2 separate regions of the Homo sapiens genome follow, and region 2 is linked to region 1. Evidence: chromatin loops called from intact Hi-C (ENCODE). Cell type or tissue: Calu3. All regions are shown on one strand. Each heading gives the region's core, and the rest is flanking DNA. Links, peaks and the distances in the headings are about the cores only. Region 1 overlaps LOC105374920 (a long non-coding RNA gene). Region 2 has its middle 28 kb from the start of TFAP2A-AS2.

The links. Hi-C counts contacts between places; a loop is a spot of excess contacts. Peaks named below come from ENCODE experiments on the same cell type or tissue, not always from the same donor. Only the 100,000 strongest peaks of a DNase experiment are listed, where the experiment ranks them.
Region 2: it touches region 1 in a loop (2.4-fold over the local background); 2 of 110 quality-filtered maps call a loop at or near these places.

The regions. Positions count from the first base shown.
Region 1 is chr6:10,308,808-10,325,354 of GRCh38, reverse strand. It overlaps LOC105374920 (a long non-coding RNA gene), which reads left to right. Exons shown (of 3, transcript XR_926458.2): 3 at 1-145. Among named protein-coding and RNA genes, the nearest start is that of TFAP2A-AS2, 87 kb to the left of the region's middle. RefSeq lists an enhancer at 9,672-10,393. In Calu3, for the core only: no CTCF peak of the experiment used is centred there; a DNase peak (open chromatin) is centred at 8,804.
Region 2 is chr6:10,368,220-10,384,766 of GRCh38, reverse strand. No RefSeq gene overlaps it. Among named protein-coding and RNA genes, the nearest start is that of TFAP2A-AS2, 28 kb to the left of the region's middle. In Calu3, for the core only: no CTCF peak of the experiment used is centred there; a DNase peak (open chromatin) is centred at 9,116.

The DNA of each region.
Region 1 (16,547 bases), core at 5,739-13,738:
AACTCATTCAATATTCACAGACACCTAGGAGATAGATATTCTTCTTCTTCTTCCCATCTTCTAAGAAACTGAGGCCCAGAGAGGTTGAGTAAATTACTCAAGATTAAATAGCACAGATGGCAGAACAAAGATGCAAACTCAGAAAGTCTGGCTCCATTCTTTCTTTTCTTTTCTTTTCTTTTCTTTTCTTTTTTTTTTTTTTTTTGAGACAGGGTTTCGCTCTGTTGCCTGGCTGGAGTGCAGTGGTGCAATCGTAGCTTATAGCAGCCTTGACCTCCTGGGTTCAAGCGCTCCTCCCATTTCAGCCTCCCAACTAGCTGGGACCACAGGCATGCATCCCCACATCCAGTTAATTTTTGTATATTTTTGGGGGTAGAGATGGGGTTTCACCATATTGCACAGGCTGGTCTTGAATTCCTGGACTCGTGATCCACCTGCCTTGGCCTCCGAAAGTGTTGGGATTACAGGTGTGAGCTACTGCACCCGACCCTGACTCCATTCTTAACCACTATATTACATTGATGTATGTGTCCTCTTCACCTGGCAAATCTTTATGGAATTTGGAATAAGGCAAGGATGTACTGCAATAGGATGTCGTATCTGGACTTTTTTAAAAAAGTGTCTTTGATTATAAGACAAATTCCATAGCATAAGAACTCAGAAACCACAATGTAACAAATCTCTGATGACTATTTGCAAATTATTTTTCCAGTGTCCTAAAGAATACGGCCCTGCCCTGAGAGAGTAAAATCACCTGCCACAGTGGTCCTTTGCACTAGGACTTCCCCCTCATTCTCTCGCCTTTAGGGATGGGATAGCTGAGAAGAAGGGCCAAGCGGATTACTTGGGAACGTGCCACATTGATGGGAATTCAGGTGGTCTTGCTAGACTTCTACTGGGCACTGCTTTCTTTATAATGCTAAGTGTATATAATCTGTTTTATATGCTTTGAGAATGCACTGTAATTGGTACACTCTGATAATCAAAGCAAACTTAGTCACATATATTAGACACCACAGAGAAGTGTGCAGTGGAGTGAAACTGCAATTTATATTGCCGTGTTACACTAGTTTCAGCTCCAGTTTTTATTCTATGCGTGAAATGTAGGATAAGATTGCTCCTGTTGCAGCTTTTAGAGTTACTTCTTTGACCATGTTTGGTTTGGCAGTTAAGAAAAAAATCAACAGCAGGATTACATTTCAATGGCACAACATCTAATCCTCAGGCAAATGATTTGTCCACGCTTAATATAAAGTACTTAGGATGTATTGTTTGATGTGAACACTAGTTCTAATAAAATGGTGCCTGAGGTACAGTTCTTTAACTTGTAATACCCTTATTTGTGTTGGCCTGTACACATTGGATATAAAGCCATCGTGATAAAATATATCCTCTTTAGCCTGATAAAAAGGAAAATCAGAGTAGAGGACCCATACCAGGAGAGAGAAGATGCTGTAAAACACAAAGCCCCTTATGATGTTTGTAGTTGGCCTTGAGGACACGCCCTTCAACACTTCTCTGATGGGCACTTTCCCACTGTCTTGGAGGAGCGATGGAGGTACCTTATTTGAATCTAACATTGCGCTGAACCCAGCTCCATTTCGCTGCTGCATTTGTGAAGTCTTTCTAACTGGAAGGAGCAGCTGCATCAACATAGTGGATGGCAAGCACAAAGGAAGGTTAAAGGAAGCAAATACAATTCAGCCTACCTCTGATCGCAATCTCTGCCCTCAAATATCCACTTGTTAGAACCTTTTTCTCCAGGACCCCGTGCTGCTTAGAAGCATGCAAGGTTAATAATAGCAGGCAAAAAAATGCGAGGCATTTCAAGACGCAACATTCATCTTACCGTTCCACTAATGCGGGGATGACAGAAAGTCACTTTCAACCTCCTTTCCTGCTGCTTATATTACCTGCGTGTTGTGAGCTACTCCTCTAAGGTATTGGAGAATGATTGCTGTTCATATGGTGTTATAAGAAAGCTAGGCATATTTGCCATTATCCTCATCTGATTTAATGCTTATAAATCAGCAAAAACTCCACCTCAATCCACTTCTCTCTGTCTCTGAAGAGCAGACACTCAGTAATAGCTTCATTCCCAGTTCATCTGATGACTCACTTCCAGAATACTGGTGATTGAGAACCTTCTCTGTAATTGTAGCTTTAGCTAAAGGATGAAAAATCACAGAATCTAAAGTAAAGCGACTTGAGTTTTCAGCTTCCCGCCTTACCCTGACTCATCTGCAACTCTTCAAAAGTTGTAGGAGAGGTGAGCTTCTCAATGAGATGCTGAGCATTTTTTTTTTTTAATTTGAGCTGTAGTTGTAATTTCTATACTGCTAGAAAATGACTCATGGAAGAGCAAGTCTTCGAAGTTTGCTTTCAGCTTAGATTTTTATTTTGAGGCCAAGTGCTTAAATGCATGAACGTATCTTTCCTTTGACTGAAAATCTGGAAGTAAAAATGAAAAAAAAGGATGGCAAGACAGCAGAAAGAGGAGGTAGCATGGGAAACCAATGCCTTCCTTTGCCTCAGCTACGTGGCATTGCTTAGCCATCCCAGCACTCCTAGAAAGCCATAGGGGCCGGGCACAGTGGCTCACGCCTGTAATCCCAGCACTTTGGGAGGCCGAGGCGGGCGGATCACCTGAGGTCAGGAGTTAGAGGCCAGCCTGAAACAACACGAAGAAACCCCGTCTCTACTAAAAAATACAAAATTAGCCAGGTGTGGTGGTGCATGCCTGTAATCTCAGCTACTCCGGAGGCTGAGGCAGGAGAATTGCTTGAACCCAGGAGACAGAGGTTGCGGTGAGCCAAGATGGCGCTATTGCACTCCAGCCTGGGCAACAAGAGCGAAACTCCGTCTCAAAAAAAAAAAAAAAAAAAAAAGAAAGCCACCGAGACAAAAGCAGCCAGAGTACAAAGAGGCTCCCATCCAGGGTTGGTCATTGTCCTGGACATTATGGAGAGGACAGTGCCATCTCAGTGCTCCCACTCTGCCCTACTGGTCCATCTGTCTGGAGGAAGTGTGTCTCCATTCCAGCTGATTGAGGGAAGCTCTGGAAAGAATGGCTGACTTATCCTGGAACCCGACTTTTAGTGCCAGCTCTAGAGAACCTATACCCCAGGACTTAGGAGAGCTCAGTAGCCATGTGCTCAGGTACACAGACCAGACCAGGGACTGTGCTTGAGTCTTCCCAGGGCTTTTTCCAACCAGGACAAGTGAGATTTCTCCAGAAGGCCTCTTCCCAGATCAGGTTCCCACTTGTGGAAAAGAAGCTAGAAGCAGATTCCTGGGTAAGAGGTAGAATTGGAAGCACAGGTTAAAAAGGGAAAATAAGGAATGCTTTTAATGATTGGAAAAGAGGACATCCTTTGCTCCTACAAAAACTTCTCTCCAATCAAATCCCCAATGTTTTCCTATATCCTTTCTTTTCTTTTTTTTTTTTTTGAGATGGAGTTTCACTCTTGTTGCTCAGGCTGGAGTGCAATGGTGTGATCTCGGCTCACTGCAACCTCCGCCTCCTGGGTTCAAGTGATTCTCCTGCCTCAGCCTCCCAAGTAGCTGGGACTACAGTCATGGACCACCACACCCGGCTAATTTTGTATTTTTAGTAGAGACGGGGTTTCACCATGTTGGTCAGGCTGGTCGCAAACTTCTGACCTCAAGTAATCTACCTGGCCTCGGCCTCCCAAAGTGCTGGGATTACAGGCTTCAGCCACCGTGCCTGGCCTATCCTTTCTTACTTTGCAATATTTAGTCTGAGGCCCAGGAATGAAGCTGAGGGGATTCTCCTTTATCATCTCCTTGCCCTGCCCCGTGTTTGTGTGCACTCTAGAGTTCAAATCCTTTTTCAATAGGCTCTAAGATGCCATGCCATTGTGTTGACTTGGAATTTTGTTACTCCATATACACAATCTCAGTTAAATGAAGAAAGAGATGGATTGGGTTTAGGAGTCTTTCACTTACACAGTTTTTTGTTTTTGTTTTTGTTTTTTTCAAATGGTAGTTTTTTTTGTTTGTGTTTTATTTTTTTTGAGACGGAGTCTTGCTCTGTCGCCCAGGCTGGAGTGTAGTGGTGCGCTCTCCACTCACTGCAAGCTCTGCCTCCCGGGTTCACGCCATTCTCCTGCCTCAGCCTCCCGAGTAGCTGGGACTACAGGTGCCCACCACCACGCCCAGCTAATTTTTTTTTTTTGTATTTTCAGTAGAGATGGGGTTTCACCGTGTTAGCCAGGATGGTCTCGATCTTCTGACCTCGTGATCTGCCCGCCTCGGCCTCCTAAAGTGCTGGGATTACAGGCGTGAGCCACCACGCCCGGCCTACAAATGGTAGTTTTAAAAATGAAGCTGTTCTCTTTCGTTTTTCAAAACTCCTTCAAGAGGAGTAGGAAGGGAATTTATCCTTATGCAGCTACCTGAGAGAGTGCCTATTTTTAGCATCAAGACCCCTATTATATGAGCATTAGAGAATTAAAAGCCACTTGTGTAGCTATTCTTTGTTAGAAAAAAAAAAGGCTCATATTGAGAATTCAGAATCCTTCCCAGGGAAGGAGAAATTGGCTGTCTAGGATATTATGAATTAGGGAAAAAATGCAACTAGAAACCTGATAAGGTACTTAACTGTGCCTAGAGTTGTTATTGATATGAAATGCCCTTGCTGTCGATATTTTATAATTCCTAACTTACTTTTAGTCTCAGATAATAAAATTTTACTTCTAGAATTTTCGAATAGATTTAAAATTCTCTTTCTGGGTGACTATTCTGAGGCTATCGGTAGCAGGTCTCTGAAGTCAGTAACTTACTCATCCAAATGTTTATCGTTGCTCTCACTAAGGTGGGAGTGGGGTTGGGGAGGATGGCGGAGGCTGGAACGTCAGACTCACTCTCAGAGAAGAATTTTTTGTGGTTTTAGGGCATTGGCCTTCAGAGTTCAATTTGGTTTATCTGATCACTCACTACTCATGCCATTTGCAGAGAATTGAATAAATATGATTTCTACTCTTCTCCAATGTAACAAGGGAGAAACTTAAGTCTCAAAAAGAGAATGAGCTTTTCTAGAGCCTCTCAGGTGCCTCCTGGCCCCAATGAAGAGTGAATTGTGTGTGGCAGGCGAGTGCAATGCTCCTTTATTTGGGTAAGAGGTGGGGTGGGTGTAGGTCGGGATTGTAAAGTAAATCGGATTGCTGCCTCAAGTCTCTTTTGGTTCCAAATAGGTGCGAATGGGCGAGTGTGCAATTTCATGATACAGAGGGAGGGAGGGAGGGAGGGAGAGAGACAGAGAGAGAGGGAGAGAGAGAGATATTAGTTAAGAAAATGTCCTCAGCTGGGTCTTGTTTCAGTCAGCAGTAGTGCGTGCCACAGTTTCACCCCTAATTTACTTTTCCCAAACTCATTAAGTTTCAGATTTCTTGGGCTTAAAGTCACTAGACAAAGCAGGATTGAACGCCTGAAATACTGAAGAAACAAATCTTAGTTGTTCTTCAGGAGAGTTCCACCATTCATTTTTCCTTCGTCTTCTCTTAACACCTTCTGAATGCCTCGAAACCCCGCCCACGTCCCTCCATCCCCACGGAAAACCGCCCACGTCCCTCCATCCCCACGGAAAACCCGCCACATCCCTCCATCCCCACGGAAAACCGCCCACGTTCCTCCATCCCCATGGAAAACACTCCACGTCCCTCCATCCCCACGGAAAACTCACCCACGTCCCACCATCCCTACGGAAAACCGCCCACGTCCCGTCATCTCCACGGAAAACCGCCCACGTCCCGCCATCCCCAAGGAAAACCGCCCACGTCCCGTCATCTCCATGGAAAACCGCCCACGTCCCGCCATCCCCACGGAAAACTGCCCACGTCCCGCCATCCCCACGGAAAACTGCCCACGTCCCGCCATCCCCACCGAAAACCTGCCCACATCCCTCCATCCCCACGGAAAACCCCCACGTCCCTCTATCCCCACGGAAAACCTGCCCACATCCCTCTATCCCCATGGAAAACCCTCCACTTCCTCCCATCCCCACGGTGGCCACTCCCGTCCAGGTTGCCATCATTTCTCACTAGATCTCTGCAGGGGCTGCCTGATGAATCCCCCATTCCCCATCTTACCTCTCTCTGATCTCCACACCCCAACCAGAGAGCCCTGTAGACAACAGAAATCTGAGTCTTGAATGCACCTGTTTAAAACTCGTCTTTAGTGCTTCCCCAGTGTCCTTGGGACACGATTGAAATTTTTTTCTGTGGTGTACAAGGCGCTCCCTATGGAGAGCTCAGTGACTGGGAGAGCTGAGCTTCCATTCCCTTTCCATGCCCCAGCTGTGGACATTTTCCTCCTCCTCAGGGAGGGAGCATAGCTCACTCATTTCCATCTGCTTGCAGAGCACGTCTAGCCTTGTCATTCTTCACGACTAGACTTAAAAGGAACTTCATGCACTTTTTGTGGGATGCTCCCACCTCAGACCATAGGAGTCCCTTAGACCATAGGAGTCCCTTCCATTGCAAGTTTCCATGGTGCGTGAATATCCTTCCACCACACCAAGTTATTTACCTTTCTAGGCTTGTAATAGCTTGCGGAGGTTTTGTCGCCCCAGAAGACTAGCAAGCTTGATGTTTGCTTATAAATAAGAGTAGGTGCCCGGAGCACCCAATGTGTGCCAAAACACAGCAAGTGCTCAATAAAAATGTATGAATTTATATGAAGTCCAAAGGGCTGGTGATCTCAGTTTTTTTGTTCATGGTGCAGCTATCGTGTTAAAGAAAATCCAGGCCTCCCTGCCTAAAAACTAATTTACCTCACAGAGATCCCAGGACTATCTGGAATTCCCCTTCCCCAGTGTTTTTGGAAAGAATGAAAAATAGACTAATTAGATCAAACAAGCAGCTTGTCCCTTTGATGTCCCCCCCTCTCCGCCCCCACTCCTCATATATGCAAATAGGTTGCAGAAAGGGAGAGAGCCAAGAGCCAAAACACAACTCCAGGTATGCTTGGCTCTCCCTAATCAGGAGACAATAAGAGCGTTCTTCAATTTTATTGTTGTTATGATTCAAAATGAACTAAAGAATGCAGGGGCTGGCGAGGGAGACTGAATTCTCTGGAGTTAACAGAATAGGGCACCAGTGAGGGGGTGGACAGGTGAAGGTAACACTAGAAGGGTAAATAACTTGGGAAATAAATCTAAAAAGTTAAGTTTCATCATCGTTCTCCTTCACACTCACTATGACCTTCCCATCCAATGATAAATCTCTTCTCAGAGGTATTTCTCTCCTGGAGGCACACATGGAGTCACGGGCCGAGCTTAGGATGAGCACCACGATCCCTCCTCTCACAGGGCACATGGCCATGCGAGGGAAGCAGGCAGGCACAAAAGTAATTTCAACAGCCTGTGACGTGTGCTATGACACAGGCAGCATAGGCTTTGACGGGAGTGCAGAAAAGACGCATCTCACAGGTGTCAGGAACAGGTGTCTGGGGATGGGGGGTGAGTGGTCAGGGGAGACTGAGTTCTCAGCAGAGGTGATATCTAGTTAAACCTAAAGGACAAGTGGGGTTTGGGGAGATCGGCAGGTGGGAGCATTGTGGACTTGTAAACAGTGTCTTACACAAGGAAAAGTTTATATCCGGTGCTACATGGACTATATCTGCTATCAGGACATATCAAGAATAGTATTAAGTATATGAGGCTTGCAAAATTAATCAATATATAAAATCAGCAACTAGGAGTCATCTGACAGTTCCAAAGCATCTGCTTGAGTCCTGAAGATTTCATAGAGCAAGCGCCATGCTTTTTCCTGTCACTGTGCTGACCCTGTGCCAACGCCTACGCAGACCGAATGTGATCAAACAAGATCTTCCAAATAGATTGATCTCACCTTGAAATTCTTCACATGCAATGCAGGTTACACAGGCGGCCTCTGCCTGCCTCCTTCCAGTTGACCCTCTGATCATTTCTATTAGGCAAACCCAGCTGCTTTGACTCAGGCCAGTGGTGGCCCTGGGCCCCTTCCTAGCAATCCTAGAGGTTATTTGCACCAGACACATTTCCAACGGGTCACCTGCCGAAATACCTTTCAGTAAGATAAACTGCACATTAAATAGATATGTCCGGCCAGGTGGGTGGCTCACGCCTGTAATCCCAGCACTTTGGGAGGCGAAGGTGGGGGGATCACCTGAGGTCGAGAGTTCGAGACCAGCCTGACCAAATTGGAGAAACCCCGTCTCCACTAAAAACACACAAAAAATTAGCTGGGCATGGTGGCGTATGCCTGTAATCCTAGCTACTCGGGAGGCTGAGGCAGGAGAATCCCTTGAACCCGGGAGGCAGAGGTTGCGGTGAGCTGCGATTGCGCCATTGCACTTCAGCCTGGGCAACAAGAGCAAAACTCAGTCAAAAAAAAAAAAAAAAAAGATATTTCCTCCTGCCCTGCCTTGATGTGGATTTGGTAGAATAAAATGCAGAAGCTGTGCTTTCTTCCCTCCTTCTTCTGGTGACATTCTTTGTTGTTGCCTCCATAAAAGGTCACCATTGAAAGGACTGAAGAATATGAAAAATGATGTCCTAATCTCTCTCTTGGAAGCACTATAGTCTTAATTTGATGAAAGACAACGAGGAGGAACACAGAAAAGAGGGAGGAACAGGAACCAGAGCAACAGGGCTCTGAATTTAGAAACCTGGCCGTGCTCTTTGGGTCTGACTTGGCCCGAGAATGCAAGCATCAGATAAAAATAACAAGTCACACAGTAGAGGACGGATCTCCGGCTTCTCCTGCGCCCGGGGCCGCACATGCCCAGTGCGTGCCTCTTTGGTCGAGAGGCGCAGAGCAGCCTTCCCAGCAGAAGGCTGGAGTGAGAGAGGGCCTGTGTTTGATGTATGAGCTTTGGCTTGCCGTCGTGAGTCACCCCAGAACTAGCTGCAGGCAAAACAAAAATCTTTTGTGATTAATTAGAAAAACTGGACAATTATGAATTGACTGCACACAGCCAGGGTATGGTAATATAAATAGTAATGACTCCAGCGGAGCCTGATGAGCTCTAGTGTTTATGTGAGATCACTGGAGAAAGGCACATTTTTAACGTGGAATCTGCTGAAATAGGATGATTTCTGATCTCTGATAATTTGAAGATCTTGACCAGGATTCCAGGGGATACCTTCCAGAGGGGTCTAGTTGCCTTTTCCCACCACCCCTCCAAACGTGAGTCTCTGTGCCAAATGGACTATTCTTTCTTTTTTTTAAAAAAATTGAACTCAAACATCCTTTTCAGCAGTTCTGTGAAATTGCTTACATCTTTTGCTAACCCCACTGCCAGGGCATGGAGCTGTTTGCCCTTTTGGGGCATTTGCCTCCACTGTGACACTCTCAGAGGACTTGAACACAAATACCATTTTTATTTGGAGGCACTTGTTGGTTTTTATGTTCAAGGGAAGAAGGAACCACTACGAGTGAGCTGTTTAACCCGGGAAAGGAAAGATCAGCATATTGTAGTGAGTTATTGGATTGATGATTTATTCTGCTTAGGGAGGGTGAAGTAGAAAGATCTCCACAACACACAGTCGAACAAAGCTTTTAAAAACCTTTGGGTGTTAACGCTATATTTCTTGGCATGATTTAATTATGCCACCCAACCTCCCCACCCCATGAGCACATCTTACATAGTGGAACTAGGGAATGATTATTTTTCAAGGAAGTTTACAAAGAAAAATAATTAAACCCTGACAGTGCCTGCAAATGTCAAAATACAGATTTCCTCCAGTGATCATTTCTTTAACCACTGGGGTAAGCAAGTTATCCTTTGTCCTGGGGCAACATTGTGTAGCCAGCAATGGTCACAGACCCAAGAGTCACAAAAGAAAAAAATGTGATCTCGCTGATGCCTCCCCAAGCATCTACTCTGCTTCCATAAAACACCTTTCAAGACCTTTGAAATTTGGTTTCTGCCAGGCAATTAACTCATCTTAACGTGCATTCTACATATCCAAGTGCCTTTTCTGGCCCTCTGTTTGCACTTGCCGGCATCCACATTGTTTTCTATTATTATTCAAGCAGCGCCGCCTCAGTAGTAAACCCATTGACCATTCAATCAGAGCAGTGGCTGCTGTGGATAATTAAAAGTTCCCAACCTCTTACCCCAAGGCCAGGCTAGAGCCAGTCAGAGAGGAGCCAGGTCCCAGCTGCTCAGGGACCAATCGATCAGCTGATTAACCCTTCTTACTGATTGGTTAGAGCTGATTGCATCTCCCGTAAAGAAATCTCTTCTGGCCCTGGGGCACTGGAGGCAACTATACATTCAGGGTGGCTGAGGGAGCGGCTAGCTGCGGCAGTCACTGTCCTCACACAAAGTAAAGGGAGGAAAAGAGAAGAACTCCTAATGCAACATTTTAAAGATTTTATCTCTCCACCACTGTTTTTTCCCCTAGACTGTCTTTATTTCTAGAGAGAGAAGTCTCTGTCTGAGATTCAGGAATGGCAGAAAAGATATTTGGTATGGCAGTTGCTGCTATGTAGCCCGTGAAACGGAGGATTCTTTTTGACAACAGTGTCCCCAAATGTCCCCTTGCAAAATGGCTGACGTCAGAAAGTACACACCCTTCATAAAATGGGTCCCTCTCCTGGAAGATTGCTTGTTGACCAGTCGACTTTGACAAGGTTTGTATTTGCTGGCTCGTAAATATTTATCCTTGGGTCAGCGTAAACAATCTGTTTTCCATTGTGCTGACATTTTGGTGCAGTGAGTAAAATATACTGTATTGTAACAGAGGCATTTAAAAAAATTGCTACCCCGTTGTTGTCTTTGAAGGGAGTAGCTGAGATGCTATCAGACAGGTGTGGTGGCCAGGCCATTATGAGTGGCTCGTCCGGTTTTCTTAAAGACTGATTTCCACGAATTTGGTAGGAGGGTCCAGATAGGGAAACCCCTGTGAAACGTTATCTCTGCTGGTCCCAGGCTTATCATTCAATCTGCAGCAAAGCGGAGAAAAGCTGAATTTTGCAAAGCTGACTTTGCAAATATTATCTTTGCCTCTGTCTTCGAGAAGGCCAAGCTCCCACTGACGTCAAAGGCAGTTGGCCTGTGGGGAATGTGCGGGCTCAGTCAGAGTGCGTGTCCAATGCCTTGGTGGAAAATGCAGCCGGCAGGTTGGAAAACAAATGTTTTCAAAATGCTCATGTTTTGCCCTTATTTTGGGATACTTATTCGTGGAACTGCAAGAACAGAAAATAAGGAGACATTTCCAGGAACTCAAACATTATTTACCCTACAGTGAAACTGATGGCAACAGAGACTGATCTTAGATTCTACCAAGGGTGAATTACATGGGAGTGGCTTTAGTTTAAGGGCCTTCCTCGGAGTGGGGTTTAGGGACTGCACGCTTTGTGAGTTGTTACAGGCACCGTGGGGATGTAGCTGTTTACTTGGAGGGATCTGCTCCGCCACCGAGGCTGAGGGCAAACAAGCAGGTGTGAAACACTCTTGGGAAAGAGCTCTGAGACCCTGAAAAGTATTGTAAGAACACAAAGAATGAGAGTTATGTTTTCATTATTAGATGAACCAAAGTAACCAACAATTATATGACCCTGGACATATTTATTAAAATCTCAAGGGCCTCAGTCTGCTGGTCTTAAAGCAAGTTTATGGGAGTGCACACACAAACACACACACAGATTTTTTTATGGACTTGCAGCTATTTAATTTATTCTTAAACATGTACATTTCTGAAATCAAAGCTAAAATTGTAAAAATCATGTGCAAGCCAGATCTGTAGTTCATTACAGAAAAGGAAAACATTGTCAAACCTAAGGAGGCACTAGATAATAGCATGGGTCCTGTTAATGCAATCACTATTTAGTAATAACTTAACTATATGACACTGTTAAATATAATATAGAAACTAATACATCTGCCTATTCTTGGTCTGCTAGAAGCTTACAGTCTGATTTGTCTTATAAATGTCACGTATTAAAATGTCCATGAGGCCACTTAGAATTTAAAATATTTTGAATAAAGTGTTTCAATGTGAAACTACTTCTCTATACAAGATTTCTGTGCATGAAGAGAAAAGGAATACAATTGGTCTTAGAAATGAGTAAGGTAAGTACTTCTTAATATTTTGAGGCTGTGCTACTCTGGGGACACTGCCTATGGGGTAGCCCTGCCCCATAAGGAGCAATAAAAAATAAGTAAAATAAAATAAAAATTTTGAGGCTGGATAAAATTGACTACACTTGAAAAACTGGGTCCTTTCTGTTTTTATTTTTTTGATTTTTTTGAGACCGAGTTTTGCTCTTGTCGCCCAGGCTGGAGTGCAATGTGATCTTGGCTCACTGCAACCTCCACCTCCCAGGTTCAAATGATTCTCCGGTCTCGGCCTCCAAGCGCCCACCACCACGCCCAGCTAATTTTTTTGTATTTTTAGTAGAGACGGGGTTTCACCATGTTGGCCAGGCTTGTCTCGAACTCCCAACCTCAGGAAAGGGAATATAGTATCCTATACTATCAAAGCAAAATGTAAAACTTTATTTAAAATCAGGGCAGGCTATGACGTGCTTCCTAGTCTTGAGTAGTATGTGGGGTTTCTGAATATGGAAGCCATATCAACAAACAGCGGCGACAGTTCGTGCAAATTGAGCACCAGACTAAAAGCAGGTAGGGTTCCTGGGAAGGAAGCGCTGTAATTCGAAACTCAGATTAGCCATTTTCTCCGCGGTAAAACAGAGACCACAAAGTAAACCTACTCACTCAGCGGACTCCCTGGCTGCGGCAGCTCCCTTTGAAGATACATTTATTTTCTAAAGAAAGCTGGTAAAAACCACTGACTATATTTAGCGTATGAAATGAATGTGATTGATTTTTGTTTCAGTGATTCTGCTTATAGAACATTTCTTTCTTTCTTTCTTTCTTTTTTTTTTTTTTTTTGAGACAGAGTCTCTGTCGCCCAGGCTGGAGTGCAGTGGCGCGATCTCAGCTCACTGCAACTTCCGCCTCCTGGGTTCAAGCGATTCTTCTGCCTCAGCCTACCTAGTAGCTGGGACTACAGGCATGCGCCACCACACCTGGCTAATTTTTTTGGTGTTTTTAGTAGAGACAGGATGTTGGCCAGGCTGGTCTCGAATTCCTGACCTCAAGTGATCCACCTGCCTTGGCCTCCCAAAGTGCTGGGATTACAGGCATAAGCCACCGCACCCAGCCTAGAACATTTTTAAGTATTGCTCAGAAATGTCCCAAAGGTGGGAGTTTTTCAGACACGTGAAACAGAAGTTCAGTTTGTCTTTCCTTACCCTTTTTTTTTTTTTTTTTGGAAAGTTTTCCTAGAGATCATGCAACAATAAACACAACCAAATATTAAAGTTCATTTTTTTTTTCGTTTGAGATAGGATCTCACTCTGTTGCCCAGGCTGGAGTGCAGTGGCATGATCACTGCTTACTGTAGCCTTGACCTCCTGGGCTCAAGTGATCCTCCTACCTCAGCCTCCTGAGTGGCTGGAACCACAGGCACACATCACCACACGCAGCTAATTTTTAAAATTATTTGTAGAGATGAGGTCTTACTATGTTGCCCAGGCTGGTCTTGAATTCTTGGGCTCAAGCGATCCTCCAGTTTCAGCCTCCCAAAGTGCTGGAATTACAGGCATGAGTCACCGCTCCTGGCCTGAAATTTCATTTTGTATGGAAATCTGTGAAACAAAACAAGCGTAGCTTCTCACCTTTCTCAGCGCCCACTTCATGCTCTGATCAATTAATTCAGAGTAATAGAAATGCAAGTGGTTGTTGGAATGCATTTGTTTGGAAACAGTACATCCAACTAAATGATTCCGATTTTTTTTTCAAAGTCCCAGATACGGGACATTAAAAAAACAAAAAGTGTACCTTGCGTACAAATTTTCTTTTAAACATACCAGAATGCTGTGTTTGCCTTTTGCTGTCTCAGCCTGCTTAGGAATTCCTAATGAGTAAACCGTAGCATTTAACAGTAAAATATGGTTATGGCTCTTAAATGCAGGCTACATTTAACAACCGTATATTGATTTTTTTCTTGTAATTTTATTTCCATGAACATTTCTGGTTTCTTAATTAGTAGCCTTTTAGAGAAAGATTTAACATTCTATCAGAGAGTTTGGCTTCTGTGATACAGCTTCTCAAGGGAGAGAAAGCTCTAGACTCGTAGCCCCTGTTGGGGAGGAAGAAGGCCAACACGCTATGCATACATGTGCAGATGTACACAGACACATGGCCCTCCCTCCCTTGCCTGCCAACACAATTAAGACAAAATCGCCGTGGTGAACCTGGCGACAAAACTCAACAATCTCCAATTGCACACTCACCCTGTAACGGGAAGAACTGTGTACCCCATGTTCCTTATTAAACCGAAGTATTTTATTTAATGAGCATGACTCACGCAAGGTGTTGCCATAAATCATCGGCTGGTTTACAAACTCAATAACTAGGCTTCCTGCTATAACTAGGCTGTGCACACCTTAAATTATTAACACGCCAGGGCCTTAAGGCAGATCTTTGATGATGATGATATAAACACTGTGAAGACAAGGTGCTCTCTCAGCAAAAGATTATTGACTCTAATTACCATTTACCACAGGAAAAAGAAAAGAAAAGACAATAAAATATGAGGGAGAATTTAAATCTAAGATTTAATTTTATGAGGAGCTTTAAATGCCCCCACCCCACAACTTTTTTCCTTTCGTTTTTTTTTCTTTTTTTCTTCTTATTTGCGGCTGCTGTACCAACCCGACTGAACTGCTGGTGTATAATGATAGCCCATGGTTGGCTAACCTTAAAAGGATGACCGTTGTTAAGAGGAAAGGAGGGAAAAGAATGGAAACAGGAGAGACTCTGCAGTGGATATGATGTAAATTCTTTGAAATGTGATGGAAAAAGGCCAGGGGGAAGAGAAAATGATAATACACTGGAAAGAAATCCCAGCTTTAATTGTTTTCATGTATATACGTAATAAAAAGGTTAAAGGACTAATATGCCTGGCTCCAGTCATTTTGGTTAGTAAACTAGAACTTCAGGTCAGCTTTTTAAAAGGAGTAATCTGCTCTTATTACGTGCTTGGGTTTTACTGCGTCCTCATTACACAGTTGTTGGAAGGATGCAAAGAAGTTAAAATGAGAGAGGCTTAATGATAAGAGAGCTTATTAAAAAATGAAAATCCAGACAAATGACACATGGCTCGTAGTTGCATACATAATATGTGTTTGCTTTCTGGTTATTTGTGGAAGGTGGACATATCAGCTGGGGAAGGAGTGCCTAGGACGAATGAAAAGTGGAAAAAGAGGCTCAGTTTAGCTTCCTGCTGTCAAAGGCTTTTGTTCTGCCTTCCCCTGCGGTTTTGCAGATTTCTCATTTCAAGGGCTGACTCTCTGCTCAGGTCATTGTCTCTGTAGGCTAAATTGTTGGCTTAAATTTCTACCATTAAAACAACTACAAGTTGTCATCTAATATTTATTTATGGAATCATTCTGGAATGTTGGAGTTGGAAAGGACTTTGGAAATGATCAACCTCTTTATTTTGCAAAGGTGAACATTTCATCCCTGAAGGGTGAAGTGATTTGGCCAACACCTCTCCCAGGTCTGTAGACCTCTGAATGAAGGTGGAACCCAAATCAGCCTCTTGCTCTGTCAGAAAGTGGCGTCTGCTGGAACTCATCTCAGAAAACACAGGAATGTAGTCAGTGATTGGGAAATTCACTATTGGCCTCATACATAAAATAGGTGACGCTGATTACTCTATCTGTCCTGGGGATATTTAAAGCAGGTCTTACAATCCAATGAAACTGTTAAAATATGACCAGAATGTGGAAAAAAGAATCTGTGATACAGGTTTAAAACTCTTTGCTTTTAATTTAAATAGCTTTGCTAGATTTTAGGATCATGTAAGATTTTTGGAAAAGGGCAGATTCAGGGACATAAGAATCTGCTCCCAAGCCCTATTTTCTCTAGTATTTCTTGGAGGTCACCTGTGCATCTATTCTAGTCTATTCTTAGACTGCTAGGGGACAGAAATGAGGAAGCTATTACAGGCACTAGGAGCCTTCTTCAAGAGACCTTTTGGTGCACCTATGCTGGTTTTGCCATCTGGTAAAGATGTTGTGTGAGTTATGGCTGTCTTACCCAATACAACACACTGGTTGCATCTGGACCAGGTCTTGCTACAGAGCAGCACTTGGGGACCAGGCATCATGCCTTCCTTCCCTGGATACAAAAAGATGAATCTACATGTAAAGGGAAAGACAAACGATGCCTTTCAATATTTTTGGGAAAATACTTCATGGTTACTTCTCTCTCTGGTCATTCTCTTCCTCTCCATGCTGGATCACCACTTGAGATTGGAAACCCAAGACTCACCCACTCAGGATCCTCGGACTATTTCTGATGCTTCCCAGGAGCAAGAGTGTTCTGTTCAACTTCCACTTGGGGTTTTCCAATTGTCTTTGTAATTATAATATCTTACACGGGGCTTCCAAAACGCTTTTATTGTATAGTCTTATTTTTCTTCATGTTGAGGAAAGGTAATGTAATTTTGTCCTTCCTCA
Region 2 (16,547 bases), core at 5,098-13,097, 60 kb before region 1:
GAGTAATCAGCTCGCAGACGTAGCGCCCGCCACGGCTCCCCCTCCTTCCCCCTTCCCTATTTACTTTTAAAAATAAAAGATGAAACAAGCAAATACCATCTCCCCATCATCTCAGTCTTTCTCTTCCCTTCTTACGTCTTTTTAAACAAAACCACGACCAACGCAATATGCAGAAGCACATATACCTATTTTTATTTTTTAGAGGTTGTCTTTGATTCGCTGTCAATAGAAACCTATGGTATTTGTAAATTTCAGGACAGTTGTAGTTGATAAATTTCTGGTGTCAAGACTTGGGGCCAGGAGCTGGGAGACAAGATATTAGCTTCAATTTCATAATCTCTTAATCACATTACACTTTAAGTGAGAATGTGTAATTTCACCCATCAATGATTTATTTAAGCATTTGCAGCACAATTACTTGTCTCATACACAAACAGTGACTGGAGCATTGTTTGCTAGAAAGACACCCTGAGATTTGGGAAACAGATCATATCTTTTCCGTTCCATTACGTGCCCCACCTCGGAATAAAAATTCATCTGTAATCGGGACCCGCAGGGGCAGTCTCCTCAAAGGAAAGGGTCCCAAAGGCAAACCCACCCGAATCACAAGAGGGGCGCCCCTCCCCCCTTCTCTGGGTTCAGATTTTTAAGCAGATCTTCAAAGCTAAAATAAATGCCCATTAAATAGCCACATGCAAATAGAATGGAGCCGGGCAGCTAAACACACAAAGCCCATCTCACATAAAACAAAAGCATGATTGATGGCATCCCGGATGCTCGTGTGTTTGGAAAAAAAATTATACTTGTCCAGTCTCCCAGTTGTCTAAATTATTGAATAGCGATGTGCATATTTCAACGGGAGAAGGTGGCTAGGTTAGAGACCCACGGTCGGCACGAGGAACGCCACAGTGTGGTATATTTGGGCTGGGAAAGGCTCCCGTGCAAAGAATTTTAACACATTCTTCTCTGGGCGGCCGAGGAGGCCACGCTAACCTGACAGCTCTGGAGCAAACGGTTAGAGAAAATGGATCGCTTTCCTCGGCCCAGGATCCCCCACAGCCCCACCCCGTCCCGGCCCGGGGCGGCGTGTCCCTCGGTAAGGCTGACCGCGACGCCACACACCCCGCCTAGGCTGCAGAGGGCGGCGGGCAGGGCCTGGGTGGTGCAGCCTCTGGGCGGGGCCTGCGCAGCAGGCGGTGCTGATTCCGCGGTGCCCAGCCCAGGCGGGAATATCCACCCGCGACGTGGCTGGGAGCGTGGGTAGCTGAGCTGAGTCTGGGGTTTGCTTCGTCAGCAGGGCCCAGGGTGCTCAGTCCCCGAGGGAGGCGCCGGGGGAGTCGGCCTTTGTTCTGGCACTTTCAGGGCCTAGGAGTTAGGCAACTCTGGGGAGGTGCGAGGGGACGCTCCGTCGGGCGGGGGAGGCCTGTACAGTGAGGGCCGCGCTCTGAACTCGAGGCACGGCTAGGGGAGAACGTGCAGGAACCTGGCAGCTCTTGGGGATTTACTGAAGCAGAGTGTGGTAAAGTAAGTGGAAACTGAGGGAACTTTGCAGTATCTCACTTTAAATCTAAAAGGAAACATTTGAAAATAAACAATAATCTGTTCTCTCATTCTCTCTTCATCTTTGTCTTTTTCTCTGAGCTCTTCCTTGTCCCTCTAATGCCGTTTCTCCTCTATTTCTGTCTATTCTCAACTTTACAGCCCATCTCTCCAGTGTATCTTTTTTTTCTCCCTCCCTTTCTCCGCCCCTCTCTCTGCCTTTATAAATATGCTAAAGAGGAAAACAACCTCGGCAATTCATGCTCGTAGCCACACGGAGAGTGGATCTGTTATGCGGGGATCAGGCGTGACCGCCTGTTATCCGCCAGGGCACCCCCGGCGCCCCCTTTCTTGCTGGGCTGCGGGGAAGACACGCGTGGGCCCCTATAGTGTCCTACGCATGGGGAGAAGCCAGTTTTCCCCACGCATCAAATCCTAACTTCAAACTTGAATCCATCTTGCTGCTCAAGAGTCAAGCTCGGTGGATTCATAATAGCAACGACAAAGAGTAATTACATATTAGAAAACAAAACAATAATTACACTACCAAGTTGACACACCAGTCAGCGAAGCACAGTCGCTTGGGCTGGAAACACCAAAGCCCGCGGCGCCCGCGGCTGACTCAGCAAATCGGAAAAGCCCCCAGCCCACGCCCACGCCGGTCCAAGCCGGACAGCTGATGCGCCCCTGCCCCTGCCGCAGTCACCTGCTAACAGGCCTTCGAAGTCTCCCTTAATAAGATGTGATTTGGGAGCTGTCTGGCAGAAAAGCATCTCACAAGTACCATAGAACCTGTTTCTTGGAGAGATGTTTTGTTTTTTAATCAAAATGGACACCCAGATTCTTGAGTTTGAACTCTTGTTTTACATATTCACATTTAGAATAGAAAAAGCTGGTCTTTCTGCATGTTCATTTCTCCCAGCACCTGTCACTCGGTTCCTGGTTACTTTATGGAGCCCTCAGGCAGGAGTCCTCGGGTTTCCTCTTTCTCCCCCTAAGAGTCAAGGCGGCAGGGGCGTTTTTTAACTTCCTAGGTGGGGATGGGGTTAGAGGGGAAGGAGGTTAGAGGCTGGTGATTGGCCTGGGTGATTGGGCTTGGGACCCAGCGAGAAGAGCGTGTCCCTAACCTAGGCCCCTCGCAATCGCTGCCACATCCCCGGTTCCTTTGGACTGGCGGTCGGGGAGGCTCCCTTTTCGGGCATTGTTCCCCCTGACCCCCTTCAGGGGCTCCAGCGCGTCCCCGGGGTCTTCCCAGGGCCCGGGCCTGGACGGTGGATTAGAGATGGGGACGGCTGGCGAGTGTCTGGGGGCGGCTGGCGAGTCTCTGGGGGCGACACCCGTCCGGACTGCGCAGCTCGCTGCTCACTGAGGCGGACTCCGCTTGCCGTCCCGGTGTGAAAGCAAACACATTCTGTTTGGGCCAGGAGCCCGCGGCTGGAAGATGCAACTGAGCTGGAAACACCAGGCCTCCGTCTGGGAAAGATTGAGCCGGAACCTCTATTCGGGCCTCTCCTCTCGCTTCCCCCAGGCCTGTCTTCCCAGGGTTGAAGCCCGCCCCAAAGGCAAGGTGGGTTGAGCGGAGGGCGCCAGTGCGCTTGTGCCAAGGGGGCGTCGAAGGACAAGAGCCTATCTTGGGACTGTGCCTCGAAAGGCGCTAGCAGGCCGCGCACCCTGGGCCTGGGAAAAAGCCCAGAGCGTCCTCTCAGGCCCCAGATAGGAGGAGTGCTCAGGCTCGGGGACCTGCCGCAGGCTGCCCTTAGCCGGCGATGCCATCTGCAGGCTGCGAAGTAATCGGATTTGGCCAAGAAGGGGAAAGGCCGCAGCGACCCACGGTGGGCACCTGGGCTTTGGGGAGGGTGGAAAGCCGGCGGGGACAGCCAGGAAAGCGCGCGGGGCCCAGCGCCCTCTAGGGCACACAAGCCCCTCGCTGGGTGGACGGCTCTCCTTTCATCCCCCAGGGCTTAGGGAAGGACAAAGGACCTATAAAAAAAATCTAACAACAAAAAAAATATCAGCTTGACCCCCAAAAGAACACTGTTTAATGAGGTGGAAAATTCTTCCACACAAATTGCTTTTTCTACTACTTTATGAGAGTTCATAAATGTTAATGAAATCCAGTTACCAAAAAGTAACATACATCATTGCAGCTGAAGGGAGGCAGAGGAAGGAAGGTGGTGGTTAACGTACAATCATAATTAAAATAACAGCAGCGGCAGCAACAATGCTGCCCATGGCTAATGTGGTTGGAGGCTCAGTCCAGAGCCGCACCATTGTATCCGATCTGGGTTGGCCACCGGTGTTTCCCTGGACAAGAACAACAGTGGCAGCAATGGCACAACGACAAATGTAGAAGTGCAGGAGCCGGTGGGTCAGAGTGGAAATAAAATCACAAAACGCTCCTGTTTCTTTTCTTTTGAAATAGAAAGCTTGTTACAGACTCAAACTTCTTCAAAATCTATGCAGAAAGAAGAGCCCAAGGCAATGCCTGGGAGAAGCGGAGGGGAGGGGCAAGCTCATTGTCCTCCACACCTGCCCTATATGTTTGCTTTTTCCTTCCTCTCTGCATATCAGAGGTACACTCCTATAGCAGGTGATCTTATTCTGACAGTTTTTTTTTTTTTTTTTTGAGACGAGAGTTTCACTCTGTTGCCCAGGCTGGAGTGCAGGGGCACGATCTTGGCTCACCGCAACCTCCACCTCCAAGGTTCAAGAGATTTTCCCGCCTCAGCCTCCTGAGTAGCTGGGATTACAGGTTACTGCCACCACGCCCAGCTAATTTTTGTATTTTTACTAGAGATGGGGTTTCACCGTGTTGGCCAGGCTGTTCTCAAACTCCTGACCTCAGGTGATCCACCCGCCTTGGCCTCCCAAAGTACTGGGATTACATGCATGAGCCACCACACCGGGCCTTCTTCTGACATTTCTATGCCCAGCACCCAGCCCAGAGTTGGCACATAGTAGGTGCTTAATAGGTGTGTATTGAATAAGTGAATGATTGAATGGAACAACAGCAGAAAATTACTCAATGAACAATCTCCTTGATAATATCTGAAGATGAATTAAGATGCTCAAGCACACGCCTGTAAACCCAGCACTTTGGGAGGCTGAGGCGGGCAGATCACGAGGTTAGGAGATCGAGACCATCCTGGCTAACATGGTGAAACCCCGTCTCTACTAAAAATACAAAAAATTAGCCGGGTGTGGTGGTGGGCGCCTGTAGTCCCAGCTACTCGGGAGGCTGAGGCAGGAGAATGGCGTGAACCCGGGAGGCGGAGCTTGCAGTGAGCCAAGATTGCGCCCCTGCACTCCAGCCTGGGAGACAGAGCGAGATTCCGTCTCTAAAAAAAAAAAAAAAAAAAAAAAAAAAAAAAAAAAAGATGCTCAAGCACTCAATATTTTCAATATTCACCAAACATTTTCTGATAACATACTATGTGTCAGGAACTGTTCCAGGCCCTGAGGATACAGTAAGCAAACAAAACAGACAGAAACCCATCTTCTTATGAAGCTAATATTTTGAATTGTCCTGTTTTGGCTGATGTATTATTTTACATGGCTGGGCAAATGGCCTCTTACCTAACTTTGGGAAAATGACTGTTACCCTCCAGATTCCTCTTTATGAAATGGAGTTGAGGAAAGGAGATGCGAAGTCTATTGATGAAAGTCATATAAAGAATATGGTTTTAAGGAAGATGTTTTATATTTCCTTAATGGGATCATTTCTCTATGTCTTTATTTGTTACGAGTCAAAAATATATATATTTTTTGTAAATAGCTAGGACAATTTGAATATTTTTCTTTTGCCCTTGAGAGCTGCTGGAATTGAATCATTTTAGCTTTGCACATATTGCTTAATATTTTATGTAATCTAAATACAAGTGCTTTCTTTCTTTTTTTTTTTTTTTTTTTTTTTTTTTTTTTGAGACGGAGTCTCCCTCTGTCACCCAGGCTGGAGTGCAACGGCACGATCTCGGCTCACTGCAACCTCCGCCTCCCGGGTTCAAGAGATTCTCCTGCTTCAGCCTCCTGAGTAGCTGGGATTACAGGCGCGCACCACCACTCCCGGCTACTTTTTGTATTTTTAATAGAGATGGGGTTTCACCATGTTGGTAAGGCAGGTCTCGAACTCCTGACATCGTGATCCACCTGCCTTGGCCTCCCAAAGTGCTGGGATTACAGGCGTGAGCCACCGCGCCCGGTCACAAGTACTTTCTTAACAAAATAGGGAATAAAAAAATAAATACAAGTACTAATACTAATAACTATTTTTTTTTTTTAGCTATTATCTTTTGCCAGTTACTGCACTCAGTGCCACATAGGCTTTACCTCATTTAAACTCTTGGCAACCCTTTGAGATACGTGCTGTTTTTCCTATCTTTATTTTTTAAATGAGGGAAACAAGGTTGAGAGCAGGTAAGTGTTGGGGCTTAGGCCACCAGTGAGTAATCGGCAGTGCCTCATCTGGAACTCAGGTATCTGTTACACTAGAATGAAGAGCCTACGACCCTAGGAGTTCCAGTCATTTGCCTTCAGCTTTCTTGTCTATAAAATGCAGTTAATACCCATCTAGTCTATATTGTTCACGGTGTGGTGAAATTAAAATTCCATTTATTTATGAAAACACTTTGCAAATGTTAGAATGCTGCATGAATATACTATTGTTTTTGTTGTTATTATTATTATATGCTGTTTCTTATCTGTAATTGTTAGTAGCTACAATAACCTACTCTGCAGCAGCAACCACTGAAATTGATTGAACTTTGGCTGAGTGATTGTTTTGGAACATGAGCGGTGATGGATCTGTTGAGAATGAGACAGAGAGACTCCTGGTTTAATGGAGGAAATACTGTTGGAGAAGATTTGGCTGTTCCCACTGAGTCTCCCTGCATCCTGTGGGATCTCAGGGTCTGGCAGGAGTGGGTTTCTGGCATCCCCCACCACCATCTTCTTTAGGGATATCCTTCCTCCTAATTGCAGGGTGCCCTGTTCTGCCTTGCCTGGACCATTAGCCCTGCTCTCGGCCATCACTCTAGGCAGCCAGTCCAGGCACAACAGTGAGAAAGGTTAAGTGTTCATTTTTGTAAGTAAACTTACAATGCTGCTTTGAGACAACATAATTACTACTTCCTACACCCTATTGTATCTGGTAGAGAAATGGTCACAAAGACATCAAACAAACATCAAATCTCTGTCACTGCCTCCTGCACCTGTTATCCTCCAAAAAGTGGGCAAGACTTTGTGGATGTTTGGAAACCTAGTGCCATTTCACAGTAGTCACTTGTCTGAGGCAACACCTGCAGATGCCTTTACTGTTTGAACCTCAGATCAGTTAGTCAAGGAATGAAGAGGCAGAGCTATTAAGAACATACTGGCTTCTGGATTGTGCCAATCAATCTTTATATTTCATTTATTCATCTGTTCATTCATTTATTCAATGCTTTTGAGCTCTTTTCTAGGAAGTAAAAAAAAATCCCATTGAGAATTTTATTGCCTGGTGGGAGGCAGACGAATACAAATATAATTACAGAACAGTGAAGTAAGTTCCAATAAAAGATTTATACACAGAGTAGGGCTGGACTGGTTACTCATTTTGATATACGGAATTAGGCCACAGCATGCATTCTCAACTGGGGTGATATTGTCTTCAAGAGGGCAAAAATTGGTTCCTGGGAGATGAAACAAATCTCAGATGTTACAATGGTCTGTGGTCCTTCAAACTAACCCTACCTGACAAAATGTAACTCCTTCGTATTCAATTTCTCTTGTTAGACTTTATATTGAGGGAGTGATAATAGTGAGAAATTGAGAACCACTGGGCTAGGTAGGAGAACTTGACTCACTAACTCAGGCTGAGTGTGCTTAAGACTACTAGTTAAGGCTGGGCGCAGTGGCTCACGCCTGTAATTCTAGCACTTTGGGAGGCTGAGGCGGGGGGATCACCTGAGGTGAGGGGTTCGAGACCAGTCTGGTTAACATGGTGAAACCTGGTCTCTACTAAAAATACAAAAATTAGACAGAAGTGGTCATGTATGCCTGTAATCCCAGCTACTCAGGAGGCTGAGGCAGAATTGCTGGAACCAGGGAGGCGGAGGCTGCAGTGAGCTGAGATCTCGCCACTGCACACCAGCCTGGGTGACAGCAAGACTCTGTCTCAAAAACAAACAAACAAACAAACAAATAAAAACCACTACTAGTTTAGCTATCATGGCTGACTTGCTCAGTTGGTTAAAAAGCAGCAACTGGCCTGGCGCGGTGGCTCACGCCTGTAATCCCAGCACTTTGGGAGGCCGAGGTGGGTGGATCACGAAGTCAGGAGATCGAGACCATCCTGGTTAACACAGTGAAACCCTGTCTCTACTAAAAATACAGAAAATTAGCCGGGCGTGGTGGCGGGCACCTGTAGTCCCAGCTCCTTGGGAGGCCGAGGCAGGAGAATGGCGTGAACCCAGGAGGCGGAGCTTGCAGTGAGCCGAGATCACGCCACTGCACTCCAGCCTGGGCGACACAGCGAGACTCTGTGTCAAAAAAAAAAAAAAAAAAAAAGCAGCAACTACTTTGGCTGCTTTGTCCAAAAATCTGTTATTATTTTACCGATTAAAAAAATCCCCCTGATTCTTGGCTTGATGTAGGGAAACCCCACACCCGGTGCCTCATAAAACAGGGAAGTGAATTCTCAAATATTCCTTTAGTTCCCTCAGAAATTAGTTAACCCTGAAGAAGCATGGAAAACCAACGTTTGGCCTCAGTTTCCCTGCTTCAAAACAAAGCTGCTAGATAAAACGACACCTCTAGAAGGGTGAGCTTTTGGACAGATGAATTTCCATATTATTAATTACAAGTTAAGAATATGTTGATTTATTGTTGATTTTCCAATCATGTTTCCTTTTATTTATGCAGAGGTTAAGATATCTACTTTTAAAACACAGAGAAAGCAATAAAATCCCTTCACAAGGTTGTCCGTAATTTATTCTTTTGGTTTGCAGTTTTTATCCTTTGGACTAACTGTAATTACCACTTCTATATCTTGCCCAAAGCTTAACCTAAGAAATTGCTGAGCCCAAGATCTGAAAATTTAGAGACAGCTTTGGAAGGAATTTTTCACTATATAAAGACATTTAAACAGTAGAACATAAGACAAGTTGGAAAATATACTAATAGACTCTAACAATCGAGAAAGCAGAAATGATCATAATTACTAAACGAGCGAGTGAAGAGGGGAAGGAAAGGTGGCTTGAGGGAGAAAAGGGGATGAAAATGGTCACAAAAATAGCTTTACCTGAAATGGCCTCATTTACAAAGAATAGTAGAGCCCCCTCTTCCCCCTTCCACCAAAATTTGAAAAATAAAAAGCACTGCCACCCACAAAGACACCCTGGGTAGTCCTAAGGAGCCAGTGAGCACATTAGGGTATGCTAGCAGAAAATCTGGCTTGGGACTCATTGCCAACAAAGGGCAAAGCCCAGTCAGCTGGAGTTAGTGACTTCCCAAAACAGGGCTAAGGCGGCGGGGGTGGGAACCAAACCACAGTAATTCTCAAATAGCATTTCATTCCATCTGGGGCAGAAGGCCCTGTCTGGGGCCATGGGTAGATATAAACCTTTATATATAAACCCTTCTTGTGTGAAGTAGCCGCTTGTCCAGTTACATACCATAGTCACATAGACAGGGACACAAAAGCCATTTGTTAATGCTTCAGACAAGGCTGTAGGGGAAGCATGAGAAGGTTGACCCACATTCCTGAGCGAATGTAACAAACAATTCTTCTCATTCACACCATATGAGTATTGACTGTTTTATTGTAGTCTTGTTATTGTGGCTGTTATTCCTTTAATGACACCATTTCCAAAAGTTTAAAAGTTGACTGCTAACATTTGCTTCGCTCTAAATCTTGGTGCTCAAGTTTTGGGTGTGTGTGTGTGTGTGTGTGTGTGTGCGTGTAAAGAGGCAATTTTGTGAAAAGGAAACTAGTTTTTAAACTCTCAAATATTTCTATCTTTTCATCTACAACATTAGATATCTTCAAGGAAATAACCCCCACTCTAAAGTAAAGATGGACATGCTTGGAGTTGGCTGTGGTTTAGTGGAAAGAGGAGTGGGTTTGGAGGCTGAGGAACTGGCAGTGTTGTGTTGTGGGTGAGCCACTTACAATGGGTATACTTCCATTTCCTCATCTGTAAAATGACCATTGTAATACACACACACACACACACATACACACACACACACACACACACACAGAGAGACCATGGGGATTTTGGGTGGATTAGGTGAAATAAAGGCTACCATAAAACTACAGAGTGCTGGCCGGGCACGGTGGCTCATGCCTATAATCCCAGCACTTTGGGAGGCCTAGGCATGCAGATCATGAGGTCAGGAGATCGAGAACCAGGGTGAAACCCCGTCTCTACTAAAAATACAAAAAATTAGCCGGGCGTGGTGGCGGACACCTGTAGTCCCAGCTACTCAGGAGACTGAGGCAGGAGAATGGCGTGAACCCGGAAGGCGGAGCGTGCAGTGAGCCGAGATTGTGCCACGGCACTCCAGCCTGGGCGACAGAGCGAGACTCCGTCTCAAAACAAAACAAAACAAAACAAACAAACAAAAAACTGCAGAGTGCTTTGACAATGTAAAGTGGTTTTATAATCAGGCTGGAAATGAGCTAACACCAAGACTTTCCCTCTGAGAGCCTCATACCCAGGTATTCTTCCCTCCAGTCCGTTTGCCACACTGGGTTAATGCTGAGTATTTCATTGTGGCCTAGAATTATATTCCTAAACATGAGTCCACTTATATAAGTTGCCTCCTCGAAAAACTGCAGCAGTCCTTCTTTTGTAAAAATTAACCTCCTCTTAGCCTGGCAGGTAAGCTCTTCCCCAATCCTACCCCAAACTGCCCTTCTAGACTTTTGTTCCATTAAATTCCTGCAAACACCCTGTGCTTTGGCTGCTCCAGGCTTCCTGCTTTGCCTTGAACATGTCAGGAACTTACAGGACTCCTGACCTTTGCTCAGCCTAGAATGCCATTCCTCTCACTCAGAAAACAAAAAAAACTTTCTTACCCTCTAAATCCCAGCTTACAAATTCATCTCATAAAGCATCTCTAATCTCCCCAGTCAGAAGCAATTGTCTCTTCTCCTGACTTTTTATCGCATATTTCTTGTAACTTTATTTAACCCTGCTATAACTCTGTTTAACCTCTGCTGCTGTGATCCTGGCATCATCATCATTATTTATCGAACATCCTTTATAATAAAGTTAATAAATGTAATGTTGTTCATGCTTCAGCTACAATGAGGCCCTGTTTAATAAAGCATGGGGAAAAATTCTCATTCTGTTTTGTGTTGGGTTAGTTGTTTATGTCTGTTTCCTTTACTGGGTGGGATGACAAGTTTATTGAGGGTGGGGCCTATGCTTTATTTATATCTGTGTTCTCCGTAGTGACTGGCAGGGGATCTTGCATCTAAAGTAACTAAAATAAAATTAAGTTAATCAGATACATTTTGTGAAGGTTTAGATCTCTTGGCTGGAAAAATGTTAAACAAGAGACAGTAATCAAAGGAGATTTGGAAATGGGTGCATTTAGAGAGAAAAATGTGTTCTTAAAAAGCAGTGACTAAATTCGGTCTCCTGATTTTTTCATTTCAATAGATCTTTTTAAAGAAAACCAAGTGTTGAATTTCTCTGTCAGTGAAGACTTTGTGCTGAGTTTTCATGATGGGTTTTCTGTGAGCAGAGAGTCCTCATCAGCCTTCCCACTTCCCTGAAACCCCCCAAAACTCTAAATTTTTGCCAGCAAACACATTAACTGTTCTTTCATTCTGACAAAGCAAATCCTCCAGAATTTTGCAGTAGAAATATCAGCCACTTCGTGGATGATGGCTTTTTCGCCCTGAAATCTCCTATGGCTTTCTAAGTGAATGGGTGTCATCTGAATTAATGATGGCGCTGTTAGGTTTTATTGATTAGTTAATAAATGCTGGGGAGGGGAATCCTGGGTGATAAGTATTTGCTCCTTCCTATATTTGCTGGAGAGAAACTAAACCCAAAATGAAGGATGCTTTGTGCCAGTTGTGTTAAAGTGACTGTGTCCGTGGGATCCCACTATGACTGTCCCAAGGTAATAAAAATATCAGGGCTTGGGCCAGGTGCAGTGGCTCATGCCTATAATCCCAAAACTTTAGGAGGCTGAGGCAGGAGGATCACGAGGTCAGGTGATCGAGACCATACTGGCCAACATGGTGAAACTTCATCTCTATTAAAAATAAAAAAAATAAAAAAATTAGCTGGACGTGATGGTGCACGCCTGTAGTCCCAGCTACTCGGGAGGCTGAGGCAGGAGAATTGCTTGAGCCCAGGAGGTGGAGGTTGCGCCACTGCACTCCAACCTGGCGACAGAGTGAGACTCCGTCTCAAAAAAAATAAAAATAAAAAGATCAGGGCTTGTGTAAACACGCGTATATTTATCTTGCATATTTTTTACTTTCCTTTTGTATGCTGGGAACGTTCTAAAAGTAAAGTCAACCCCAAAGCAAGCACACCCAAGTGCAGGCAGAATTTTCCACAATAGGGTTTCAGAATACAGCCTGAACACAGAACGTCCCTTTTCCAACCATGCACTCATTTGTGATGGCAGTCTTTTAAAATTTTAAATGTTATGCATTTCTTTTCTGCACATGGCATGAAAAAATAAAACAGTGTAAAAGGAAACCCTGCAAAAAATTTCCGCACCCTGTTTATTACAAGTTGGATGGTGTCTCCCCAAAAGATAGGTTGAAGTCCTAACCCCCAATGCCTCAGAATGCAACCTGATTTGGAAATTGGGTTGTTGCAGATCTAATTAGTTAAGCCAGGGTCATACTTGAGTCGGGGGTCCTTGATGCAATACGACTGCTGTCCTTACACGAAGGGTGGAATTTGGACACAGACCTGTTAAAGACAGAGGCAGGGAGTAGAGTGATGCACCTGCAAGCCAAGGAGCCCCAATGACTGCCAGCTCCCCCCCACCACCAGAAGTTAGGAAGAGACAAGGAGGGAATCCACCCAGAGTTTTAGAGGGAGCATGACACCTTGTTTTTGGTCTTCTAGGCTCTAGAACTGTAAAATAATAATTCTTTTTTTGTTGTTTTGTTTTGTTTAGAGACAGGGTTTCCTCTGTTGCCCAGGCTGGAGTGCAGGGGTGGGATCATAGCTCACTGCACTTTTTTTTTTTGAGTCAGAGTTTCGCTCTTGTTGCCCAGGCTGGAATGCAATGGCACGATTATGTCTCACTGCAACCTCTGCCTCCCAGGTTCAAGCGATTCTCCTGCCTCAGCCTCCCGACTAGCTGGGATTACAGGTGCCCACCACCACGCCCAGCTAATTTTTGTATTTTTAGTAGAGACCAGGTTTCACCATGTTGGCCAGGCTGGTCTTGAACTCCTAACCTCAGGTGAACCACCCACCTTGGCCTCTCAAATTGCTGGGATTACAGTCATGACCCCCCGTGCCCACTTTTGAACTCCTGGGCTGAAGCAATCCTCCCACTTTGGCCTCCCAAGTAGCTGGGACTACAAGTGCATGCCACCATGCCTGACTAATTTTTCTATTTTTTAAATTGTAGAGATGGGGCCTTGTCATGTTGCCCAGGCTGGTCTTAAACTCTTGGCCTCAAGTTAGCCTCTTGCCTTGGCCTTCCAAAGCACTGGCATTACAGGCATGAGCCACTACAGCCTCCAGCCTAAATTTCTGTTGTTTTTAGTCACATGATTTGTGGCACTTGCTTATGGCAGCTGTTAAGAAACAAATACATCATTTTTCTACCTTTTGGTTTCTCTGCTCAGAGGCAATCAATGTTAATACTTCTCACGGTTATACATATATATAATATACACATATATATATAATATACACATATTTTTTTTAATTTAAAAATCAACCTGTTAGATTTTTTTTTTTTTTTGAGTCTCGCTCTGTCGCCCAGGCTGGAGTGCAGTGGCTCAGTCTTGGCTCACTGCAACCTCCGCCTCCTGGGTTCAAGCAATTCTCTGCCTCAGCCTCCCGAGTACCTGGGATTATAGGCACCCGCCACCATGCCTGGCTAATTTTTTTGTATTTTTAGTAGAGACAGGGTTTCACCATCTTGGCCAGGCTGGCCTTGAACTCCTGACCTAGTGATCCACCTGCCTTGGCCTCCCAAAGTGCTGGGATTACAGGCGTGAGCCACCATGCCCGGCCTAGATTTTTGAATAGATAATATATTCTCATGGGTCAAAAATGAAAATACACAAAACATTACACCGTCAAAAGTCTCTCTTAGTTCATCATTTATCTGCATATTTATTTATTTATTTATTGAGACATGGTCTCACTTTGTCACCCAGGCTGAAGTGCAGTGGTGCAATTATAGCTCATTACAGCCTCTAACTCTCAGGTTCAAGTGATCCTCCCACTTCAGCCTCTGGAGTAGCTGGGACCACAGGCGTGTGCCACCACGCATGGCTAATGTTTGTATTTTTTGTAGATACAAGGTCTCCCAATGTTGCCCAGGCTGGTCTTGAACTCCTGACCTGAAAAGCAATCCTCGCGCCTCAGCTTCCCAATGTGCTGGGATTATAGGCATCAGCCACCATGCCCGGCCTTACTATAAATTTTTTATTATACAAACCAAAAAAGCTTTTTTAACCTTTTGGTCCCTTTGTAGTAATACTTAGCTTAAAAAACATATTGTACAGCTATACAGTATCCTTATTCTATAAGCTTTTTAATATTTTTATAATTATTTACTTTTTTTTTTAACCTTTTAAAACATCGTTAAAAACCTTAAGACACAAACACACACATCCTAGTTCTACACAGTGTCAGGATCATCAATATCAGTATCTTCTGCCCCCACATCTTGCCGCACTGGAAGGTTTTCAGGGGAGCTGTCATCTCTTGTGGTAACAATCTCTTCTTCTGGAATCCCTCCTGAAAGACCTGCCTGGGCTGTTCCACAGTTGCCTTTTAAAAATACAAGTAGAAAGGTGCACTCTAAAATGACGATAAAAAGTATGGTACAGTAACTACATAAACCAGTAATATGGTCATTTATTATCACTATGGAGTGTTGTGAGTCATAATTGGATGTGCTCTACTTTCATATGACTGGGAGTTGAGTAGGTTTGTTTACACCAGCATCACCACAAACACATGAGTAATGAATTGCACTAAGACACTGCAATGGCGACAACGTCACTAGGCAATAGGAATTTTTCAGCTCCATTAGAATCTTATGGGACTACCATGGTATACGCAGTCTGTCATTGACTGAGCGTCATTTTTTGTCACATGACTGTACATGCTACAGATTTTTATCTTCCTCTTCATAATAGAAATCTATTATACACATTGTTCTTCACCTTGTCTTTTTGATTTGTTTTGTTTTTGAGTCTTGCTCTATCACTCAGGCTGGAGTGCAGTGGCGTGATCTCGGCTCCCTGCAACTTCCGCCTCCCAGGTTCAAGCAATTCTCCTGCCTCGGCTTCCTGAGTAGCTGGGATTACAGGCACCCACCACCACGCTCAGCTAATTTTTGTATTTTTGGTAGAGATGGGGTCTCACCATGTTGGCCAGGATGGTCTCAATCTCTTGACCTCGTGATCTGCCTGCCTCAGCCTCCCAAAGTGCTGGGATTACAGGCATGAGCCACTGCGCCCAGCCACCTTGTCTTTTATTTTATTTTTTTTCCTGACGGTAAAAGTATTTTTCCGTCATTTTCTGTTCAAAATTTCTCTAGCATGGAAACTGATGAATATAGTTTCTGCTTCATGGTTAACGAGAAAGGAAAGTGAGGCCTTCGTCAAGATCACCCTCCATCTCAGTCTCCGAATTAGGCTTACTTTCTTCTAGGTGTCTGTACTTATGGGGTCATAAGTTGTGGAAGAAATATGTCAGCCAAGGCTGGGAATGCCTAGAGCACTGCTTCTTGTGTGGGAAGATTCATGGAAACAGATTCATGGAAACCAGGGTGGCCTGAGACTGAAGCTTCCAAGCCCAAGTAGCCTCCTGGGGTTGGTGGCATGGAAAAGGGTGAGTGTAAATGGGTTGGCCTTTTGTGTCTCCATGATACCGAGGAGTCTTTATGGTCCGGTGGGGTGCTCAGAGGGAGATGGGCATCTTGATATCTGATAGCCATGCAATTCTGGTGGGCTAGAGGTTTTCTGATTTATGGAGGAATGGTTCAAGAGAGCATGAGGTTTAATTAAAAGCACTGGCTTTGAAGCTGGTTGTTTGGATTGGAATTCCTGTTAGCAGCTGGGTGACTTGCCCTTGGTACTAAACCTCTCTGTATTTCAGATTCATCATCTGCAAAACGAGGATTGTGATGAGGAGTGAAGGAAATCATTTGCTTGAGTGTGAACAGCCTGTCTGGCACTTTAATGTTAAGATGGTGATGAGAAGAGGAAGGCGAGGCGAGAGATGATAGATTGAGACCCTTGGCAGTGCTGCAGAATGAACTTAGAGAACTACTGCCTTAGACTGGGCTAAGCAGGGATTTTTTCTTTTTTCTTTTTCTGAATGGGTTAGCCTGACCTCCTTCAGCAGAGGCTGGTGGGAACTGGGGATGCATAAGATGAAAATACACGGGCCGAGGGGAATTTATGTTCATTTTGACCTCAATTAACTTATAAAACATATAAGAAATTATATGCAAATAAGTACCAATTATTTTCTGTCAGGATCTTGTGTCACTTTTTGCAGTCTTGGCATCTACATTATGCCGGGTCACTTGATCCTCAATTTTCCACGCCGGGCCATCACCCCCAATTCATTTTGTACCCACCAATTTCCTGACAGCATTGCCAGTTTCAGACTATCTTTTTATTTATTCTTTGTTCAGATCCTGACTGACCTTGTAAACTTCTTTATTGCCTAGAACTGGTAAGACAGCACTGCATAAATTAATAAAAATGTTGCCTTTTAATATATCAGCAAAATGACTGGAGAGCTGTTGAATTCATAATATGTATTCTTAGAGATTTTCAAAGCATC